Linked DNA regions of Homo sapiens: region 1 is linked to region 2. Evidence: chromatin contacts called from ENCODE Hi-C or POLR2A ChIA-PET data. All regions are on one chromosome and are shown on one strand. Each heading gives the region's core, a stretch centred on a gene start or an enhancer-like site at or near the end of the contact. The rest is flanking DNA. Distances are from core to core; before and after follow the strand shown.

Region 1 (2,832 bases), core at 81-2,580, 800 kb after region 2:
GTGGAGAACAGGAGCTACCCTTGTTTCTTACACACACCCAACAATTTAAGAGCAAAATGAGGCAAGAAGTCTCCCCACCAATCCTCCTGAAGCCACACAATGTGATGTCTTTTTCTTTTTTTTTTTTTTGAGATGGAGTCTTGCTCTGTCGTCCAGGCTGGAGTGCAGTGGCGCGCTCTTGGCTCACTGCAATCTCCACCTCCCGGGTTCAAGCCATTCTCCTGCCTTAGCCTCCCGAGTAGCTGGGATCACAGGCATCCGCCACCACGCCCAGCTAATTTTTGTAATTTTTAGTAGTGACGAGGTTTCACCACGTTGGCCAGGCTGGTCTCAAACTCATGACCTCAGGTGATCCACCCGCCTCGGCCTCCCAAAATGCTGGGATTACAAGCCACCGTGCGCAGCCTGTGATGTCCTTTTCTTTCTCTTTTTTTATTGAGGTCTATCTTGCTTATAATAAAGGCACATTGATTTTAGGTCCTCCAGTTATTCATGCTCTGTACATTTCCCATAGGAGCACATGTCACAGATTCAATTTGATATACTCGTGAAATTATTTGTTTGAATATCTGTAAGCTGCACAACAGCCTGGATTTTGCCAGCTGCCCACCACTGGGTTCTCCAGCACCCAGCATGCAATAGGTGCTTAATAAAGATCTGCTGAATGAAATGAGTAACGGATAACAGAACAGGTATTTTCTCTTTCAGAGGCGACTTCCTACGATTCTCTCAACTTGTCCACAAGTTCCTGTACCCATTACCCCACAACTCACACCCACAACATAATGGCAGGAGGATGCGCACACAGTAGGCGCTCCAGCGAACTCTCAGGTGCAGTGCCCTTGCTTGGCGCGAGGAGGCGCCAGCACCGCGCACAGACCTTGCCCGCCCCCGGGCCGGCACCAGCAGCCCAGGCAAGTCAGTGGGCCCACATTTATGGAGCGCCTCCTGAAATCCTGGGTTGCATTAGGCTCTCGGGGTCGCCGGCTGGGCAGCGGGTCGGTGCCGGTGGCGGGGGATCCTGGCTGGTGACTGGGGAACATCCAGGGAACGCGGGAGGGTACCCGGAGCAAAGTTCCCAATTGGACAGAGCGGGGTCGGGCCTCGAGGGGCGGGAGCGCTTCCGGCAGGGGTGTCCAAGCGAGTCGTGACCTCTGACCCGCCGGAGAGGTCCCAGGCCCAGGCGCCACTGCGGACTCGGGTCCTGCCTGCTCTGCTCCCCTCCGCGCAGGCGCGGCCGGCGGCAGTTCCCATGGTGACGGGGGCGCGTCCCCGCTCGAGGCCCCGCCCCCAGCAGGCTAGGCTGCGCGGGGCTGCGGGCTCCCAGGGCAGGTGCCGCGGGCTGCGGGCAGGTGGCGGCGCGGCGCGGGCTGGCGGTGGCTCCACGGTAGGTTGCGCAGCGGCTGCGGGCAGTGGGGGCCGGCTGGCCGCCTCCTGTCCCCGGCCGACGAGGTAGCTGGGGGTGACGGCGGCTGGCGAGGGCCGCCAAGTTTCTGCCCGGCCGAGGCCCCGGGAGAAAAGTTGGCAAAGTTGGCCGGGGAAGAGGCGGGGAGCCGGAGGATTTCCCCAGACTCCGGGTCTGCAGGGAGGGAGGATCCCGGTTTGGGAGCCGGGGAATCCGTCTCCCGAGACTTGAGAGTGGATCCCGCGGGAAGATCCCGCACAGGGCAACCAATGGATCACGTGCCACCTGGTTGGCGACTTGGGAGTCGATCCCTGGAGGGGATCGGGCGCTGGAGGCCTGGGGTCCCACTGGATCCCCAGTCAGGGGTGACGGCGAAGGGTGATTCGAGACTGGGAGCGAGAGGATCAATCTCCTCCCATGCCAGCCTGAGCCTTGGGAATGGATTCAGAGAGATCCCGTGGCTAGGAGCTGAGGGATCGCTGGAGATCTGGGTTACTCAGCCTGGAGCTGCTAGGGTCTGGACATTTGTGCGGGTTGGAGGCCCCGGAGGTGGAAGTGGGAAGCAAGGGCGGCGAGCGAGACGGAACCCTGGTCGAGGGGAGCCCGGAGGACAGCGCGGTGGTTCGGGGGGCGTGAGAGGGGCGGCGCGCGGGGCCCCTCGGACGCGGAGGCTCCGGACACGTCCTCTCGGCCTGGCCTGCGCCCCCCCTCCGCTCGTCTTCCCAGGGCGGAGGCGCCCTGATGGGATTAAGCCTCAGTCCCCCTGTTACCAGGCAGGCCCGCGTGGTCCCCGCCCCGATGGCGGCGCGGCCCACCCGGGCTCACGGGTGGGGCCCTCGGGATGGGAAGCGGCTCGTTGACCCCCACCCGAGCCTGACCTTTTCACACCCTGCTGGCACAAACTCGCCTGGGAGTGGGGACGCCGCGCCTTAAAACCCTGCTGTTTGTCCAGTCCCGGAGCAGGCGTGTGACCTCCACCGCGCGACGCCTAGGTGGCTAGGGCTTCCTGCCTGCCGGGACTGAACTTTCTCTAGCCAGGAGCAGCCATTATCTTTTGGAAGGGAAAGGACTGTACCTGTTGCACAAAGAAAAACACTTTCTTTGCACCTTTTTTGTGACCTTGGGCAAAACACTTAACCTATCTGAATCCAGATGGGGACCCTCTGGGCAAAATGGGCTTGGCCTAGGATGGATCGGAATGAAGGGTATGAAACAGGTAGGGGCTCTATAAGTATCAGTGCCTCCCTCAGTCTATGGCCTCTCCTTTCCCGTGCCCCATCCCCTGTGCTTGCCTTACAGTATCTAAAGATTCCAGAAACCCTACTTGCTATCTTTTGAAACCGCAGGATTAGAGAGCTATTTAGCTTAACCTTTCTTCCAAATGGGTTAATTGCCCCTCTGATCCCCCCTTGCAGAGAGAAGCTCTG
Region 2 (3,026 bases), core at 17-2,516:
CTGTTGTGGCTTGAGCAACATGCAGATTTAGAACTCCTTGCTTAAGACCCTGACCATGGTGAGGAGCCCCTTGTCCTCACACAGCCTTGAGGTAGCTTGTGCTCATTGTGACTCCCCTGCAAGTGAATGATCTCTAGGTAACCCAGCCTCCTTCTTCTGTGTCCCCAGCAGCAAGTCCAGTGCCTGGCAGGGAGCAGTATCCCTCGAGGAGATCCTGAGGCACTGCCTCTTGAGTTCCTCCTGGAGGGAAGGAAGGAGGGCAGAGAGTGTGACATTACCCAGGCTGAAGGGGCAGGTTGGACCTGGGGCTGATTTGGACTAGGGGTACCTGGAAGGGGCACAGAGTAAGCCTTGGACCGCTGGCTCCAGGAACCAGCCCAGGGGTAGGCCAGGTGGAAACCAGCCAGCTCAGAGAGGAGATGTCACTAGGACAGGTGTCACCAGGATAGGGGCTAAATGGGTCTGAGGCCCCTGGGTGTCTGTGGAGGGAGGAACGGCGCTATGTGATAAGAGAGAAGCTCGCTATGTGATAAGAGAGAAGCTCATGGGGGCAAAGGGTTGGGGGTGGGTAAGCCAGGGCTTGGGGCAGCATCTCTCTCACCTAGCCCGTGCAGGTTGGCCCATCCCTGCCTTTCCTTGGCCTCCCCTCAGCTGGAGTGGGAGGAGCAGCCAGGAGTTGGTAGACTGTCCCAGTGCAGCCTACCTTCATGGGAAATCAGGAAGATGCTGTGTGCACACTGGAGCTGTGAGTACCAGGGGCATTGGCCAGACGCTGTGAGTGAGGCCCTCCCCTCCTGAGCCTGTTTCTCATCTGTAGCAGGGTACAGTACCCGCTTCCAGGCCGGAGAGCGACCCTCCCTGAGCTCTGCAAAGCTGCTCATGTCCTGGGGATGGGGTACTGTTGCTGTTCTTGGAATACTGAAACTGGGGGAAGGGGTGTCCTGAGAGCTGCCTACTACTCCCAACCCTACCCCTCAAACCCAGTGCTTTCTCTGTGGGCCTCACAGCCTAGCTGGAAGATGAGGCCCCTTCCAGCTGTAAAACCCACTTACCATGGCATCTCTTTTTTGCCCTCCGCCCTGAGGACATTACTCCAGCGGTCTTCACTGCAGCCCCCCTGCCCAACTGTAACAGCAAGGACAGCTCGGCTGTGGCCAGTCGTTTCCCCCACACACCTACACTTCTGCCTGCCACAGGGCACTACTGGCACAACTCCAGGGGGCGCCATTCACATAGGCACCGCCTGCAGAGGGGGGATATAACCCTCACACACAGTTGGCCAATGCCATCCCGGCCTGCCGCACTCCTGGCCACCCCTACACCATGCTCTCTGGGGCCCCACAGCTTCCTGCAGTGAGAGCTGCACCCACTTTGCCCGGCAGCGGTCCACAGCCCGCCACCAGCGGCCAGTCCAGGGAACCGGAGAGGATTGGCCGGCAAAAGTCAGTTGCGCTCCTGGGCCCGCTTCCAGTAGAGTGCCGGCGCCCCGTCCGGCCGCGCCTGCCCCGCCCCGGCCCGCCGCGAGCGAGAGAGCGAACGAGCCTCCGCGGCCATGGCCCGGCGCTCGCCCTAGCTCCACTGCACAGATGCCACGGCGGAGCCGGCGGGTAGGAACTTGGCGGGGGCGGGGGCCGGGACTGGGGCCGGGACTGGGGCCGGGGCTGGGGCTGCGCAACCGCTTCGCCTCCGCTGCCCGTCTGGGTCTCCACTTTGCTGGCGCTTTTGCTCAATCGTCCCCTGGTGGGCTCTGGCGGCCGCCCCCCGCCTCGGCGCACCAGGCGCAGCAGGAAGCCCGTGGGCTGTGGTTTCCCCGGCGCCCCCGCGGAGGAAATCGGCCGGCGGCGGGGTGCTGCGCCCCCATGCCCAGGGCGGGCTGGCACCCGGTTCAGCGTCAGGTGGGCGGCCAAGCCGGCTTGGGCGGCGGCGCGCGGGGGCGGCAGGCGCTGGTGAAGCCCGCACACGCGCCAGCGCATCCAGCCCTACCAAGCCCCGGGCTGGGAGCTGGCTCGTGGGGGCGTGCGCTGCGCGAAAGCGAAAGCCGCCCGCCAGAGCAACTTTGCGGCGGAAGGCGCCGACGAGGAGCTGTGCCGTGCCGCTCTTGGGGATGGTGAGCTGGCCGCCCGGCCGGGTGGGCAGCGCGTCCGGGCGCGGTGCTTCGCTAGCTATAAATAGGTGCTGTGCGGGGACAGGAAGATGGTTCCAGCCCTTTACAAGCACCGGCCCGTTATGTGCGCTGGGCTAGGACCTTGCCCCGCAGCGGAGTGGGAGGAGTGAGGTTAGGGGTAACGGTTGCATGGGATGGGGGGTGGGCACATAGAGCCTACAGCAGAGTTGGCGGCGGGGCTCTCCCATGCACTTGGTTGTTTGTCGTTTCTGCTTTTCCCGGGAGGGGGAAGGGAGGAACAGCCCGGCAGTTCTGGGGACCTTAGCGCTCCACGTCTTATTTGGCAGGAGAGGCTGGAAACGAGCGGGCGCCAGCTGCAGGCAAATTGCAGGCTTTCCCAGCCCTTGTCTGCAGAGAGAATCATTACCTGTGGATGGCGCGGGGAATCCCTTGCCCTCAGTAGCCCCGCCTGGAGAGACAGGACCGCGTTGTGGGGGGTGGGGTGTAGGAGTGGGCGGAGGCCAGGGCGCCCCTGGTGGCCTGTGTACAACCCTGCGGCCAGAGAGGCCCGCCCTGATAGGTTTGTGGTAGAAGCTGCAGGAACTTCCTGTCCCTAGGGGTGTTCAACCTGGCCTGCTTCTGGGGCCCCTTTCCTCCCAACCTTAGGGGAGGAACAGGACTGCGGGAGGGGCCAGACCCTCAGCTCCTCAGGGCATCAGGAAGATAGGGAGCTGCTGGTCTGGAAACTCAGTCCTGCCTCTAAAGGCTTCGGGACTCCTGAGTAGGGAGGCTCCAGAAGGGGCAATCTGGGCCAGGGCTCGGAGGGGTGCTGCCCAGCCGGCCTGGCTCTGTCTGTGATGCTCATCTTCCTTAGGGACAAGCCGGGTAGAGTGCAAAGAGCATGATAGGCTTAGTTCAGCTG

The links. A loop is a pair of places that touch in the nucleus more often than their neighbours do. ChIA-PET counts read pairs that join two places held with the same protein, here RNA polymerase II (POLR2A). Pooled maps may share reads with other maps.
Region 1: a map of naive thymus-derived CD4-positive, alpha-beta T cell shows a loop between it and region 2 (19-fold over the local background). The contact joins the promoter of KIAA1671 here to the enhancer-like site in region 2. A Hi-C loop is called at or near these places in 1 of 168 maps with a recorded cell type or tissue (naive thymus-derived CD4-positive, alpha-beta T cell) and 4 of 50 pooled maps. POLR2A ChIA-PET finds 5 or more read pairs at or near these places in 1 of 52 experiments (GM10248).

The regions. Positions count from the first base shown.
Region 1 is chr22:24,951,386-24,954,217 of GRCh38, forward strand. KIAA1671 reads left to right here and starts at 1,331. Exons shown (of 13, transcript NM_001145206.2): 1 at 1,331-1,387. RefSeq lists a silencer at 1,148-1,397.
Region 2 is chr22:24,154,470-24,157,495 of GRCh38, forward strand. All of the region lies in intron 29 of CABIN1 (calcineurin binding protein 1), which reads left to right. Among named protein-coding and RNA genes, the nearest start is that of SUSD2, 26 kb to the right of the region's middle. RefSeq lists a silencer at 1,379-1,968 and an enhancer at 2,149-2,218. Within about 2 kb of position 1,267, at least 35 of the 41 ENCODE cell types and tissues checked have a DNase peak (open chromatin) inside an H3K27ac peak, as active enhancers do.